Regions from separate parts of the Homo sapiens genome. Here region 2 is linked to region 1. A link is an interaction called in ENCODE POLR2A ChIA-PET data of the cell type or tissue named here. Cell type or tissue: PC-9. All regions are shown on one strand. Links, peaks and the distances in the headings refer to the core of each region. The heading gives the core; the rest is flanking DNA.

Region 1 (8,351 bases), core at 331-8,330:
AGTACAAGATAAACCCGAAGCATTTTATTGTATTAGAAAACAGGACATGCTGAAAGGAAGATAGAAACAAATCAGAAGTACACTAGACCCTGCTTGATGGGGCTCCCTTTGGCCAAATCTGTGTCAATGTGAATGAAGAAGGCTAACAAAGGATTATAGACCATAGAATAAAATACATGAGTCCATCCTTAAATGTAGAAGTAATGAAAGAGTTAGATAATTACATTTGGCAATCGCCATGCTAATAATTGTTTCAATTAAGAATTATCAATGGATGCTAAAAATAATGAGTAAAAGTTTGTTGAAAAACAGGATATTGGGCTGGGCACGGCAGCTCACACCTGTAATCCCAACACTTTGGGAGGCCAAGGCAGATGGATCACTTGAGGTCAGGAGTTCAAGACCAGCTTGGCCAACATGGTGCAACTCCATCTCTATCAAAAATTACAAAAATTAGCCAAGCATAGTGGCACATGCACCTTTAGTCCCAGCTACTCAGGAGGCTGAGCTTGCAGAATTGCTTGGACCTGGAAGGGGCAGAGGTTGCAGTGAGCCTAGATGAAGCCACCGCACTCCCGTACGGATGACAGAGTGAGACCATGTTTCAGAAAAAAAAGAAACAATGACAAAAAAAAAAAAAACCCAGGATATTTACACAGTCACAACGTACTTCCCCACAAATTATCAACTACCTTGATAATGATATCAATTATCAGATTATGAAAGGATAAAATAACAGTAAAATGAAGAAATCTGACAGATACCCCCTTAACGAAGTGACCAAAGTTAATACCCCTAATTATGAAACAAACTGGTATTATATGCTTCAACGATACAGAGAAGAAGAGAAAGGGATACAGCAAGCAAGACCCAAAAAAGCAGGCACAATTAAACAAAATTCAGGAAGGAGAGAGTGGCCATGGTTGTACACGTGTCAATATACTAAAAACCACCAAGTTATGAGAGTGAATTTTATAGTATATGAACTATATCTCAATAAACAAATGAAATGGAAAGGAGCAAGAAGTTTTAAAAAGTAAAGAAAAAGTAGTAAACATAAGAGAGGTTAATAATGAAGACCCCCTTGCAGATAACTGGGGATTCTGAATAAGAGAACCAAAGGATTAGAATAAAGAAATATTCAAAGACATGATTCAAGGTAACTTTCCAGAAATAGAAGGCTCACTATGTTCCCAGGAAAAGATACAGAATTAGAAATACCAACACCTAAAAAAATTACCAGACTTTAAGGCTTACAAGAAAAAAAAATCCTTTAGATATCTAGGCAAGTAAGCTAAACAATTGATTTTGGGGTTAGGGACGCAGTAGGGTACATGAGGCTGCTTTTAGATGTCCACACAGCACCATTCAATAGTAAAAGACAAAAGAACAGTGACTACAAAGCCCTTAGAGGAAAAAAAGTGTGACACAATTTTATGCTCAGCCAAACTTACTTTGATTATAATGACAACAGATAAACATTTTGAGTATACAGGAACTCAAGGAGTAGAGTTTTCACGAGCTCTTTGTGAAGAAATTCCTAATGGAAAAAGTTAATCAATTGAGATAAATTAAGGAACTACAGTAAGTCTTCACTTAACATTGACAATAGGTTCTTTGACTTTAAGCGAAACCATACGTAACAAAATCAATTTTTTTCTCATCACTTATAAGGAAATGACGTTATTAGAGGACCTGCTATACATCATTTCATTCATGTCGCAGTTTCCAAGAATCTACTGGCAACACTAACTGAGGACTTACTGTATAGCAAAACAACTGGCACTGAGCAGTTAAGCCATTTTAACCAGAGAGCTAAGATGAAAACACCTGTGAACCGTGGCTACATAATAAAATGTAAGTGTTTACAAACCACGACAACATACACATAATCAAAATTCGGGACAGGAAACAGGAAATGGAGAGGGAGTGCCTCAGCTTTTATACACAGGGTCAAAAGACTTCATTTAAGGCTGATAAACTAAGTAGCAGAGATAGAAGCACACATTTAGGAAGATAAACTGGCTGGGCCCAATGGCTCACACCTGTAATCTCAGCACTTTGGGAGGCCGAGGTGGGCGGACTGCTTGAGCTCAGGAGCTTGAGACCAGCCTGGGCAACATGGCGAAAGCCCGTCTCTACAAATAGTACAAAAATTAGCTGGATGTGGAGTATGGTGGTTGTGTGAGCCTGCGGTCCCCGCTACGCAGGAGGCAGGAGGATCACTTGAGCCCAGGAGATCAAGGCTGCAGTGAGCCAAGATCCCATCACTGCACTCCAGCCTGGGTGACAGAGTGGGACCCTGTCTCAAAAATAATAATAATAATAATATTAACACTAGAAGAATGAAGATAAATAATATAATCAAATAAAATCAGGGGCAGTAAAGGAAAGGTAGGTGAAAATCAGATCATATAGTGTTAAAAAAAAAAAGCAGCAAGAACAAAGCATGATATAAAATGAATGTGAAATGAATGTAAATAGTAAACTCATAATACTCTCAGATTAGATTACAAAAGACAAAACCAACTAATTACAATAAACTGTTTTAAACAAAAACTACGGCTAAAACAAAATGATCCAAAGGTTGAAAATAAAAGCTTAACCAAAAGTATCCCAGACAACTACAAATAAAAATGAAAATAGGAGTTATTTCACAACAGACAACCTTAATTTTTGGATCAAAAGGATTAAATGAGCAACTATGTAGAATGGGTTAAAAATATAAAATGCTGATGGAGGTCAAGAGAATAATAACTTTAAAAAGTGACTGACTCCATTTCTGTGGGTGTTGGTTTTAAAGAACAGCTTCTATAGGACAGTGGAAGCAGAAGTTTATTGCATAAATATATGCTAGCAATTAAAAGTCTCATTAAAATACATTAAGTCTATTTAAAGGGGTATTAAGTTTATTCTTAGACATCAGAATTGGATATGTATTAATTTTGTCATTTATGGGGGCTAATAAAAGAGGGTTAATCCAGGGGCAACAACCACGAACACATTTCTGCTTTACTCAATAGCACGCAATGGCCTCAATCAATTTTCACATAAAAAAAAGATTTGCACTATCTTTGTATTTCTTACTCGACTAAAAGCAGTATAAACTCAGGATCAACAAGATAAATGATGAGCAATAAAAAGGTATAAAATCTATAAGCACTTCAGTTTTACTTCTAACGAGAATATTTTATTCCTGTGAAATCAGTCAAGTGTGTGAGAAAAATGGGCCAATTCCATTTCCTTCAATGACATAGGAATGAAAGTCAAGTTTTACATATGACGAAGAAGTTCACATCTAAGTACCATGCTAAGGCATTCAAACACATTCGTGTCTTTAACTCGAGAATGGTAGCCTGACCTATTAACTAAATTTCACTGCTAAACACACAAAAGGAAAAATATCCCATGTCTATGTTCAAAGGCTTAATATCTCAAACGTAAAATTTCATGGTAAAAGGAATTTGAGGAGAAAAAAGTTTTCAGAAAAATCTCTATTAAAGAAACTTAGTAACTTACTTATAAAATAAGCTTGATAAAGAGTATTATCTAAGGGCAGTAAATAGTAACAAAAGTATTGCTATTTTGCACTGGCATTTCAAAGTAATTGTGAAAATCAGGGGTTTCAAAATATTTATAAGGAATAGCTATTGGTACTACTCAAAATGCCAGTCCCTGACAAGATAAAGAGCTTGTGCCAGAATGTAAACAACACATTAAAAAGTCAATTAAACCAAAGAAATGTGAGGTAACCTAAACATACGGCACAAGGTCCTTATCTCTGTGGACAGTAACAAATAGTCTGTGGTTAAGCAGCCAGTTCAATAACCACTTTTAGTAGCACTATGCCAGATGCCACAAATGACCATTTCAAAGGTTATGACCACTACTCTGTTCTTTTTTTTTTTTTGAGACGAAGTTTCGTTCTTGTCGCCCAGCCTGGAGTTCAATGGCGCAATATCAGCTCACTGCAACCTCCACCTCCCGGCTTCAGGCGACTCTTCTGCCTCAACCTCCTGAGTAGATAGGACTACAGACATGTACCACCATGCCCGGCTAATTTTGTATTTTTAGTAGAGACGGGGTTTCGCCATGTTGGCCAGGCTGGTCTTGAACTCCTGACCTCAGGCATACTGCCTGCCTCGGCCTCCCAAAGTGCTGGGATTACAGGTGTGAGCCACCGCGCCTGGTGACCACCACTCTAAGTAGTTAATGTTGTGTGGATTTGCCAGCCCGGTTTTGCCAGCTCTCTAATACTTTCAAACAAAACCAGTGATCCATGTTTTCATATGAAATGGATCTGATTCTTAAGATTAATATGGGCAATAAATAATAACTGCAAGCCTTATACAATTCACAGGCTAATGGGCCGCACCCTCTATTACAGGAGTCCCCAACCCCTGGGCCATGGACTGATATTGGTCCCTGGCCTGTTAGGACTTGTGCCGCACAGCAGGAGGTGAGAGGCAAGCAAAGCTTCATCTGAATTTACAGCCACTTTCCATTGCTCACATTACTGCCTCAGCTCCGCCTCCTGTCAGATCAGCGCAGCATTAGATTCTCACAGGAGCGTGAACCCTCCTGGGAACGCCGCATGCGAGGGATCTAGGTTGAGCACTCCTTGAGGATCTAAAGCCTGATGATCTGTCACTGTCTCCCATCACCCCCATATGGGACCGTCTAGCTGAGGGGAAACAAGCTGCGGGAAAACAAGCTGATTCTACACTATGGTGAGTTGTATAATTATTTCATTACATGAAATAATACAACGTAATAAATGTACAATAAATGTAATGCGCTTGAATCATCCCGAAATCACCCCTCCCCCACCACAGGTCCATGAAAAAATTGTCATCCGTGAAACTGGTCCCTGGTGCCAAAAAGGTTGGAGACCACTGCTCTACTCAATTGTAAACAGTAGAATTGTAAAGAAAGTTGGGGTACTTGGCTACTCTACTTTTAAAAGTGAAATATAAAAATGTTTATTTTGAGCACTACTTTGTTCAACTGAGGTATACAGAATAGGTCAGAATTTTTAAGAAACTGTGACAGCTGGCATGCATTCCTTTATTCATTCAACAAATAGTTATTAAGTGTCAACTATGTGCCAGGTATTACGCAAAATGCTAGGGATATTGCAGTAAGCAAACACAGACAATCCCTCCCTTTCTGAAGCGGACGGTCTGGCGGAGGATAGGTATTATCCAGAAATCACTTAAATACCTGTAAAACTATAACTGCGACAGATGCTATAAAAGACAGGTAAAAGATACTACTGACCCCCCCTAATTAGTGGATCTGCCTTAGGAAGGTCAGAGGAGGCTTCCCTGCACAGACAACTAAGCTAAGAACTGACAATGGAAGAAAAATTCACAAAGGAAGGAACGAAGGGAAGGGAACGTGGCATTCTAGGGTCCTAGGTAAAGCAAACCGCAAGTACAAAGACCCTAAGGCAGAACTTCTGGAGCATTCCAGGTACTAAGAGACAGTCACTGTGCCTCAAATGCAGAGAGCAAAGTAAGCGTATATAGTTCAAGGTGAAGCTGGGGAGGAAGGCAGGTTCCAGATTACGTAGGGCATTATAATTAGAGTGACCATATAATTTTATCATGTCCAGTCTGAAACTTTCTGAAAGTGAAAGAAAAACTATTAATAATCACACCAGGATACTACTCTTTTTTTTTTTTTGAGACAGAGTCTCGCTCTGTCACCCAGGCTGGAGTGCAATGGCGAGATCTCGGCTCATTGCAACTTACGCCTCCCGGGTTCAAGCAATTCTCCTGCCTCAGCCTCCCGAGTAGCTGGGACTACAGGCATGTACCACCATGCCCAGCTAATTTTTTGTATTTTTAGTAGAGACGGGGTTTCACCGTGTCAGGCAGGATGGTCTCAATCTCCTGACCTCATGATCTGCCCGCCTCGACCTCCCAAAGTGCTGGGATTACAGGTGTGAGCCACTGCACCCAGCTGATAAAAGTATATTCTATGTTAAGGATTTAGGTATGGTATAGAATAAAGTTGGAACAAAGTGGAAGCAAAGGCTCTAATTAGGAAGCTACTGCTATACCTGCGTTAAGAGGCTAGATAAAGGCTGGGTGTGGTGGCTCACAACTGTAATTCCAGCACTTTGGGTGGCTGAGGTGGGTGGATGGCTTGAGTCCAGGAGTTTGAGACCAACCTGGGTAGCATGGTGAAACCCTATTTCTATAAAATATACAAAAATTAGTCAGTGTGGTGGTGTGGTGGCATGCACCTGTGTTCCCAGCTACTCTAGGCGGGGGAGTGGGAGTAGGGCGCGGTACTGAGGTGGGAGGATCACTTGAGCCTGGGAGGTGGAGGCTGCAGTGAGCCGAAATTGTACCACTGCACTCCAGCCTGGGCAACAGAGTGAGATCCTGTCTCAAAAAAAAAAAAAAAAAAAAAAAGGCTATATCTAGATAAAGGTAGCAATGGCAGAGATAGGGAAAAGTGAAAGGAATTAGAGATATTTTGGAGAGAACATCTGTGAGATTTAGCAACGAAATGATATGTGAGCTAAGGGATGCTGTGTTTCACATGAGTCTCCCAAGGTTCTAGCTTGCTCAACAGGATAGGCGGTGCCACCCTAACTGAAGTTAGTAACTCTGGCAGAGAACCGTTTTTGAAGAGAAATATAAATCTGAGCTGCATCTGAGACATTTAAGCGGAGATGGAGCCCAGAGAAGAGGTGTGTAGAAATAAACATGTAAGTGATTTGCAAACAAACAAGTGAAGCCCTGGCACGGATAACAGCGATGAAGGAGAAAATATAAAGTGCGAAGGAAAGAGAGCTGCGGCGCAAGCTTTGAAAACTCCTTTAATAGCTGTATGCACAGTCATTACAGAGGAAGTTCCACAAGGAGACAAAGGAACACCAGAGTGGAAGAAGGAAAACCAGTTTTCCAGTGTGGTGCTGAGGAGGCCAAGGCAAGAGGGTATCCATGAAGGATAAACCAACCAGCAGAGTGACCTGCTGCTCAGAAGGCAACGGAGCCCTGAAAATCAGAGTCAGTGACATGAGGCTGCTGGAGACCTTTTAAAGAGCTGCTTTGGTAGTGGTAGAGTTAGAAACCACTGTGGAATCAGCTAAAGATTAAATGAGGGCAGAGTGTGGAAGCTCACACCTGTAATCCCAGCACTGTGGGAGGCTGAGGCGGGAGGATTGCTTGAGCCCAGGAGTTCAAGACCAGCCTGGGCAACAAAAAGAGACCCTGTCTCTACAAAAAAAAATTTTAAATTAGCCAGATGTGGTGGCAGACACCTATAATCTTAGCTACTCAGGAGGCTGAGGCAGGAGGATCACTCAGCACAGGAGGTCAAGGCTACAGTGAGCTGTGATCGCATCACTGTATTCCAGCCCAGGCAACAGAGCAAGACCCAGTCTCAAATAAAATAAAATAAATAAAATAAAATAAAAATCATGCAGTACACCTTAAATATAGACAATTTCAACTCTAAAAAATGAAAAAAACCTCAAAAGATTTGAAAACAGGACCTCAAAAAGATATCTGCACACCCATATTTACTGCAGCATTAACCCCAACAGCCAAGAGGTGAAAGCAACCTAAAGGTCCACTGACAGATTAACAGATAAAGCAAATGTGGTATATACACAAAATGGAATACTATTCTGCCTTTAAAAAGAAGGAAATCCCAGCCCGGCGCAGTGGCTCACGCCTGTAATCCCAACACTTTGGGAGGCTGAGGTGGGCAGATCACCTGAGGTCAGGAGTTTGAGACCAGCCTGGCCAATATGGTGAAACCCCATCTCTACTAGAAATACAAAAATTAGCCAGGCTTGGTGGTGGGCGCTTATGATCCCAGCTACTCGGGAGGCTGAGGCAGGAGAATCGCTTCAACCCGGGAGGCGGATAGGTTGCAGTGAGCAGAGATAGTGCCACTGCACTCCAGCCTGGGCAACAGAGCAAGACTCCGTTCCCCACCCACCAAAAAAACAAATTAAAAAAAACAAAAAAAAGGAAATCCTGTCACGTGCTAGAACATGGATAAGTCTTTGAGGATATCAAGCTAAGTGAAATAAGCGAGTCAAAAACAACAAATACTGCATGATTCTACTTTAAGGTAAAGGTATCTAAAGTAGTCTAACTCATGAAAAGGTTCTAGAAATCTGCACAACAACAAGCACAGGGTTAACACACTGTACACTTAAACTGGATTAAGATGGGACATTCTACGTTGCGTTTCTCACAACAATAAAAAAAATTAAGTGGCCTTAAATTATTATTCGCGTACTGTACTGACATCCTTCCCACTTTTCAACTCTCTGATACAGAAGACTTATTGAAGAAAATGTCCACTTTTTAAACACTCTC
Region 2 (8,351 bases), core at 185-8,184, 170 kb after region 1:
AAATTTTATGTGGGTATATAAAAGTAATCCCACAATTTATAGAAATATTTTCTTTAAAATTATTGTGAGTTCTAACCATTTTTTTGTGTGTGTATAATGCCATTCTCTTCCTCTGTGAAGTGCCTGTTCGGGGTGTTGCTACGTTTTTGTTTTGTTGTGTTTTCTGTTGTAGTGTTTACATTTTTCTTGTCGATTCCTAAGAGGACTTTAGGGTACTGAGTCACCCATGGTCATGTGTTGCAGAGAAGTGTCACAGAGTGAAAACTGTCTTTTCCTTGATACTACCTTTAGATTCATATTTGGGAAGACCTTCGCTAATCATGACTACATAAGTATTCACTTTTACTTTCTTAAGACCTTTTTGTTTTCATTTCTTTTTATAGTAATGTCTAAGCCATCTGGAATTTATGTTTGTTGATTATGCAAGAAAGGGATCGAAGTGCTTTTTCTGAGTCATTATCCACATGCCGAAACATTTATTGAATAGCCCTTTCCTTATTGATCTGAAAACACCTTCTTATAAAACCTTGCATTGGTTTTTGGACTTGCTGTGCTTTCAGGAGTCAGAAGAACATTCTTTTGATTATTGTAGCTTTACATTAATAATACATTTTGGCCGGGTGCGGTGGCTCACGTATGTAATCCTAGCATTTTGGGAGACTGAGGCAGGCGGAACACCTGAGGTCAGGGGTTCAAGACCAGACTGGCCAACATGGCAAAACCCCGTCTCTACAAAAAAAAAAAAAAAAAAAAATTAGCTGGGCATGGTGGTGCCTGCCTGAAATCCCAGCTACTTTGGGAGGCTGAGGCAGGAGAACCTCTTGAGCCTGGGAGGTAGAGGCTGCAGTGAGCCGAGCTTGCACCACTGCACTCCAACTTGGGTAACAGAGTGAGACTCCATCTCAAAAAAAAAAAAAAGAAAAATACATTTCAATATGAGGTAATAAATTCTCCTAAATTTTTTGTTTTGTAAACCTCCTTGCTTCTCTTAAATTATTTTCCCAAAAAGCCTTAAGTGTTTTCCGTAGTAATTTTGATTTGGGAATGGAGTGAGTGACTTGGTAGAGGGTGCCATATGCCTTTTTGCCTTTCCCCAGTTTCCCCTACTGTTAACATCTCACATTTATGTGGTGTATTTATTATAATTGATGAGCCAACATTGACACATTATTACTGAAGTCCATAGTTGACATTAGGGTTTACTCTTTTTGTTGTATATTCTGTTGGTTTTGACAAATGCCTAATGTTATATATCCATCAGTCATACAGAATAAATTCACTGCCCTAAAAATCTCAGCCTCCCCCTATTCATCCTTCCCTGCCTCCCTAAACCCCTCATATTTTTACTGTTAACCATAGTTTTGTCTTTTCCAGAAAATTACAATTATATAGCTTGTATCCTTTTCAGATTGGCTGCTTTGACTTAACAATATGTACTTAACATTTCTAGGCCAGACACAGTGGCTCACGCCTGTAATCCCACACTTTGGGAGGCCAAGGCGGGCAAATCACGAGGTCAGGAGATCGAGACCATCCTGGCTAACACGGTGAAACCCCGTCTCTACTAAAAATACAAAAAAAAAAATTGGCCGGGCGTGGTGGCGGGTGCCTGTAGTCCCAGCTACTCGGGAGGCTGAGGCAGGAGAATGGCGTGAACCCGGGAGGCGGAGCTTGCAGTGAGCCAAGATCGCGCCACTGCACTCCAGCCTGGGCGGCAGAGCGAGACTCCGTCTCAAACAAAACAAAACAAAAACCAAAAACATTTCTCCATGTGTTTTCATGACTGTGATATATTTTTAAGCATTTTTGTTGTTGTTTACTTTATTGCTTTAAAAAACTGACTTTTGCAGTTAGTTGAGGTCCTGAGGTTTCTCCTGTGAATCTGTTTGAACATCATATATATTTGGCATTGATTGGAAAGCGGTTTTTCCCTGGCCTGTGTGAAATACACTGAAGGTCTGCACCTGCCCGCGCACTTCACGTTGTACATGGGAATGTACTATAGCTGCACATGTTCATGTAGTGGCGTTAGATGCCAAATAGTTCTAGGGCTTAGTTTAAGATTGGGTACTTTTTGTCAGGAAACAACAGGTGCTGGAGAGGATTTGGAGAAATAGGAACACTTTTGCACTGTTGGTGGGACTGTAAACTAGTTCAACCGTTATGGAAGTCAGTGTGGCGATTCCTCAGGGATCTAGAACTGGAAATATCATTTGACCCAGCCATCCCATTACTGGGTATATATACCCAAAGGATTATAAATCATGCTGCTATAAAGACACATGCACACATATGTTTATTGTGGCACTGTTCACAATAGCAAAGACTTGGAACCAACCCAGATGTCCAACAACGATAGACTGGATTAAGAAAATGTGGTACATATACATCGTGGAATACTATGCAGCCATAAAAAAGGATGAGTTTGTGCCCTTTATAGGGACATGGATGAAGCTGGAAACCATCATTCTCAGCAAACTATTGCAGGGACAAAAAACCAAACACCACATGTTCTCACTCATAGGTGGGAATTGAACAATGAGAACAGCTGGACACAGGAAGGGGAACATCACACACCAGGGCCTGTCGTGAGGTGAGGGGAGAGGGGAGGGATAGCATTAGGAGATATACCTAATGTAAATGACGAGTTAATGGGTGCAGCACACCAACATGGCACATGTATACATATGTAACAAACCTGCACGTTGTGCACATGTACCCTAGAACTTAAAAGTATTAAAAAAAAAAAAGATTTGGGTACTTTTTGCCTGACTTTGTGATCTATAATAAGGCATGAAAGTAATTTTTAGATCTTGTTAGTGACTCAGCTTTCAAACAGGTATTTTCCACTCCTTTTTAAATCTTCTGGCTCAGTTTAATTGAAGAATACTCTGAGACTGCAAGTTGAGCTGTTTAAATCCAGGGACTGTTTGCACTGTTTACCTGTGTGAATTTGAATTTTGTTAATATAGGGCAACAAAAACAAAGTACACGAATGAATTTGGATAGTAAGGTTGAAATAAGACTATAACTATAATCTAAATTTCAGATGGTTATATTTATAAAAACAGCTATATATTTTCATTGATTGTCAAAGTAACTATACATTTTTTATTTTTATTTTTTAAATTTATTATTATTTTTGAAACCGAGTCTTATACTCTGTTGCCCAGGCTGGAGTACAGTGGCGCAATCTCGGCTTACTGCAACCTCCACCTCCTGGGTTCACGTGATTCTCCTGCCTCAGCCTCCCAAGTAGCTGGGATTACAGGCGCGTGCCACCATGCCCGGTTAATTTTTTCTATTTTTAGTAGGAACAGGTTTCACCATGTTAGCCAGGATGGTCTCAATCTCCTGACCTGGTGATACACCCGCCTCGGCCTCCAAAAGTGCTGGGATTACAGGCGTGAGCCACCATGCCCGGCCAGTCACTATACATTTAAATATAAACTATTTAATATGCTGCTTCTATCCAGCTTACATGTTGAGGTCCCTGTTGTCTTTTAAACCTTTTTTTTTTTTTTTTTAAAGACAGTTTTGCTCTTATCGCCTAGGCTGAAGTGCAATGGTGCTGTCTTGGCTCACTGCAACCCCTGTCTCCCAGGTTCAATCAATTCTCCTGCCTCAACCTCCTGAATAGCTGGGATTACAGGCACGCACCATCACTCCCAGCTAATTTTTGTATTTTTAGTTTCACCATGTTGGCCAGGCTGGTCTCAAACTGACCTCAGGTGATCGCCCGCCTCAGCCTCTCAAAGTGTTGGGATTACAGGCATGAGCCACTCCACTCGGTCTGTCTTTTCAACTTTAAAAGTTTGATAATGATGGAATCTATAATCATATTGTCTATATTTTCACTTTCTATGCAGTGACGGTTGTTTCTAATTATTGCCTTAAGGTAAAAAATTAAAAAGGCCCTCTGAGTCTTCAGAGGAGGATTAAAATATTCTCAGTTTGTGTTAGTTTTTGTTTGTTTTTTGAGATAGTGTCTGGCTCTGTTACCGAGGCTGGAGTGCAGTGGCTCAATCTCAGTTCACTGCAGCCTCCGCCTCCCGGGCTCAAACCATCCTCTCACCTCAGCCTCCCAAGTTGTTGGGACTACAGGTGTGTGCCACCATGCCTAGCTAATTTTTCTATTTTTTATAGAGACAGATTTTTGCCATGTTGCCCAGGCTGGTCTTGAACTCCTGGGCTCAAGCAGTCTGCCTGCCTCAGCCTCTCGAAGTGCTGGAATTACAGGTGTGAGCCACCCTGCGTGGCTTTTTTTTTTCTTCTTTTTTTTTTTTTTAAAAGAGACAGGGTTCAGGCTGGAGTAGTGCAATGGCATGATCATAGCTCATAACTCTGGGGCTCAAACAATCCTCCCGCATTGGCCTTTCAAAGTGCTGGGATTACAGGTGTGAGCCACCATGCCCAGCTTGTGTTAGATTTTTTTATTCTTTGGAAATTTTTGATTTCCAGAATGAAATTGCTGATCATTTAAAAAATATATATATACATATATGTGTGTGTGTGTGTGTGTGTGTGTGTGTGTGTTTATAAGAGTGAAATGTAGGCATCTATAAAGATGATCAAGATATGATCAAGGTCAAAATTGTTGACTTTCTGGAGAATTCATACAAAGCCCTTTTACATACCACATCACATTGCATTTCACTGAAAGATGGAGGGTATTCTAGAGAATTGTATTAGAAAGAGAAGACACATCGTAGGCCAGGCACAGTGGCTCACTTCTGTAATCCCAGCACCTTGGGAGGCCGAAGCAGGTGGATCACCTGAAGTCAGGAATTCAACATCAGCCTGACCAACATGGAGAAAACATGTCTCCACTAAAAATATAAAAATTAGCTGGGTGTGGTGGCACATGCCTGGTAATCCCAGCTACTCCGGAGGCAGAGGTTGCAATAAGCTGAGATTGTGCCACAGCCCTCCAGCCTAGGTGACATGGCAAGACCCTGTCTCAAGAAAGAGAAAACACATCACAGAAGAGGAAGGGAGATTCTTTTGTAGTTGCTACGTGTGACGACAGGGTGTTCACACACATGTGTAAGATGTACCACCCTCCAGCCTTGTTACAATGTCGTCACATTACCCGACCGATGTGAAAAAAAAAAAAATAGAAGAGGAAAGCAGTGCCACAAATACAGGAAACTACATTGAGAAAGTTATATGCTGAGTAGCTTCTATTTTCTGTGTGGAGTTGGAGGTCAGCTGAAGGATGGGATGCAATTAGGTGGTTTTCGTTTTGTTTTGTTTGTTTTGAGACTGAGTCTCCATCTGTCACCCAGGCTGGAGTGCAGTGGCACGATCTCGGCTCACTGCAACCTCCGCCCCTGGGTTCAAGTGATTCTCCTGCTTCAGCCTCCCAAGTGACTGAGACTACAGACATCTGCCACCACGCCCGGCTAATTTTTTTTGTATTTTTAGTAGAGACGGGGTTTCACTATGTTGGCCAGGCTGGTCTCGAACTCCTAACCTCGTGATCTGCCCGCCTCAGCCTCCCAAAGTGCTGGGATTACAGGCGTGAGCCACTGCGCCTGGCCACAATTAGCTATTTAAAAGGGAAAAAAGGACCAGTCTAGACAACATATTGAGACCCTATCTCTACTTTAAAAAAAAATTAACCCATCATGGTGGCATGTGCCTGTAGTTCCAGCTACTCAGGAGGCTGAAGCAGGAGGATCCATTGAGCCCAGGAGCTTGAGGATGCAGTGAGCCATGATTGTGCCACAGCACTCCAGCTTGGGTGACAGAGCAAGACCTCATCTTTTTTTTTTTTCAAAGAGTGAGGAAAGGGGCCCGGGACAAGTAAATGATTCATCAGGTGGCAGTGAATGACTACCATATACTATGACTTGACCTATCCTAATTCTAAAAATATAAATACATTATTAGCAGTATTGTAGATAATTGAATATCCTGCTCTTCAGTGCAGAGTAAAAACTGCTCCATCAACAATTGGAAGCTATATTTAATCAGATAATTCTGGGGATGCCTATTATGAATATGACCTGATTTTAAGGGATCTTCATTGTTTTTTAGGGCTTGACTTACTATACAGTGGTCTTCCTTTGTTTAGTTTGCTGTTTCATGTAATCTGCCTGTATACTTCTGACACTTCTGATAAATAGGTCTTTTAAAATTACTGTTTTCATTCAATTGCTTTTTCTTGCCTTGAATGTCCTACATAGTCTGTTTCTGTTTCTAGCCATTTCTCTCATTATTTTAATGCCACCTGATTTAGAGCAGTTTTTTTTTTGAGACAGAGTCTCGCTCTGTAGCCCAGGCTGGAGTGCAGTGGCGCAGCCTGGGCCCACTGCAAGCTGCGCCTCTCAGGTTCACGCCATTCTCCTGCCTCAGCTTCACTAGAGCAGTTTTAAGTAATAGGAATGATTATAGCATCTTTGCCTTGTTCTTTGACACAAGTGTTTCTAGTGTTCTGCCATTAACTATTAGATTTATTGGTTGAAGGTTTGAGAGATTTCTTTTTTCCTGATGTTAATGAACATTCTTAATGAAGACCTTTCCGTTAATGAGGAATGTTTAAAAATCAAGAATGTTGAATTTGTTTCTGTTTTTTGAGACAAGAGTCTCACTGTGTCACCCAGGCTGTAAGGCAGTGGCGCCATCTTGGCTCACTGCAATACTCCACCTCCCAGGTTCAAGTGATTCTCCTGCCTCAGCCTCCCAAGTAGCTGGGATTACAGGTGTCCACCGCCGTGCCCGGCTAATATTGTATTTTTAGTAGAGCTGAGGTTTCACCATGTTGGCCAGGCTGGTCTCAAACTCCTGACCTCAAGTGATCCACCCACCTCAGTCTCCCAAAGTGGTGGGATTACAGGCGTGAGCTACCACGCCTGGCCAAGAATGTTGAATTTGATCAGATGTTTTTAGGTAAACATTGAGATCTCCATAATGTACCATTCTGATTCACTTGGTCCAGCTCAGCTCCCTGCCTAGGTAATACTTACTATTTCCTTTAAGTCCTCGCATCTCGCCTTTATAAAAAGATTCTTCCATTCAGTCTCATTTCTCTCGTCTTTGAATTAAATTTCATAGACTTCAGTAGCTTTTATTTTGCTCCTCAGATAGGTTTACAAGATCCTAGGAGGCAAGGGACCATATATAACTTAACCTTCTTTTATATTCCTTGGTATAAAACTGGAAATAACAAGCACTCATCCCTTCTTCCTCTTTCCTTTTTTCTTTACATGTTTTATAGTGAAATTTTGCTTTACATTTTAAAAATATAAATGTTTCAAACTATTCAATACATGACAGTTGTATTGTGTATCTTTCCTATTGTACAACCTGACTTTGCCTTATGAGTTTTTGAAATAATGCAAAATATTTTTATAGGAATATATCCTGAGTGGATCTCACAGTTGTAAATTATGCTGAACAACTAAGGCAAAATCTCCTCCTCTCTGGAAACGTAGCTGACCTCTGGCCTGTAGCAGGCCATGCAGTTTTTTTCTAAGTGTCAGTCAATAATATAGTAACTTTAAAACAACATAATTAGGAGTTCAGCTGGGTTAGTGTGACATTCTCTCTCCCTCTCCCCCAACCCCCTTTCTCTCTTAGACCTTTAAGTATTTTAGTTTTCAGTAATGTTATTTTTCTTAACAGGTTAAAAGGGTAAAGAGGGAAACACAGATAAATAAGGGTGGAGGCTGAAAACAACTGTTTAGTGACTGCCCTCTGTTTTGTGTTTCCATTACTCAAGAAATTTAATCGAAATACGAGAATGAACAGTAATGCATATTTTTTGTTTATTTATTTGGTTTTGCTTTTTAAAAAGTGCAGTGTGATATACTTAACTGGTAGATCATTTTTGGCTTTTGTTGCAACTGTGGGCTGGAGGGTATATCAGGATGTCATCTGAGACCCAGCCGTCTGATGAAAAGAAATGGAATCGAGCAGGCTAGTATACTGGGTACAGGGTTCTTTTTGCTTGATGGGGAAGATAAAGGTCCACTCACCCTGCATTGCCTGAATTACATTCTTCTTCACTTTGTCTCTGCCATGGATAAGGTCTCATTATAACCTCTTGCTGAACTTGTACTTGTCCTAAGACTGGTAGTAGTTAAATCCTGAACTACCTTTTGGAAGTAGTTATCTTAGAATGTGATGGTGAAGGATGGTAATGGCAATCAATTTGTCAGACAGATTTCTTAGGGTACGTGAGGTTGGAGAAGTATAAGACCTATGGCCAGGAACTCATCACATCTGTGCTGCCCTTTCCCTGAAGAGTCAGTAGGGTATTGTAGCATAAAAGTTTAGGAAGTCTTGGCTGGACACAGTGGCTCACACCTGTAATCCCAGCACTTTGGGCCAAGGTGGACGAATCA

Evidence for each region. ChIA-PET counts read pairs that join two places held together with the same protein. Peaks named below come from ENCODE experiments on the same cell type or tissue, not always from the same donor. Only the 100,000 strongest peaks of a DNase experiment are listed, where the experiment ranks them.
Region 2: POLR2A ChIA-PET joins it to region 1 with 13 read pairs; 5 of 35 experiments call an interaction of 5 or more read pairs at or near these places.

What each region holds. Positions count from the first base shown.
Region 1 is chr17:2,480,602-2,488,952 of GRCh38, forward strand. All of the region lies in intron 2 of METTL16 (methyltransferase 16, RNA N6-adenosine), which reads right to left. Among named protein-coding and RNA genes, the nearest start is that of METTL16, 27 kb to the right of the region's middle. In PC-9, for the core only: no CTCF peak of the experiment used is centred there; a DNase peak (open chromatin) is centred at 5,120; H3K27ac peaks cover 1,444 bases.
Region 2 is chr17:2,650,681-2,659,031 of GRCh38, forward strand. The region is part of intron 2 of PAFAH1B1 (platelet activating factor acetylhydrolase 1b regulatory subunit 1); the gene reads left to right. It overlaps LOC124904127 (small nucleolar RNA U13), which reads left to right and starts at 4,999; the gene lies at 4,999-5,102. In PC-9, for the core only: no CTCF peak of the experiment used is centred there; a DNase peak (open chromatin) is centred at 311; H3K4me3 peaks cover 456 bases; H3K27ac peaks cover 1,053 bases.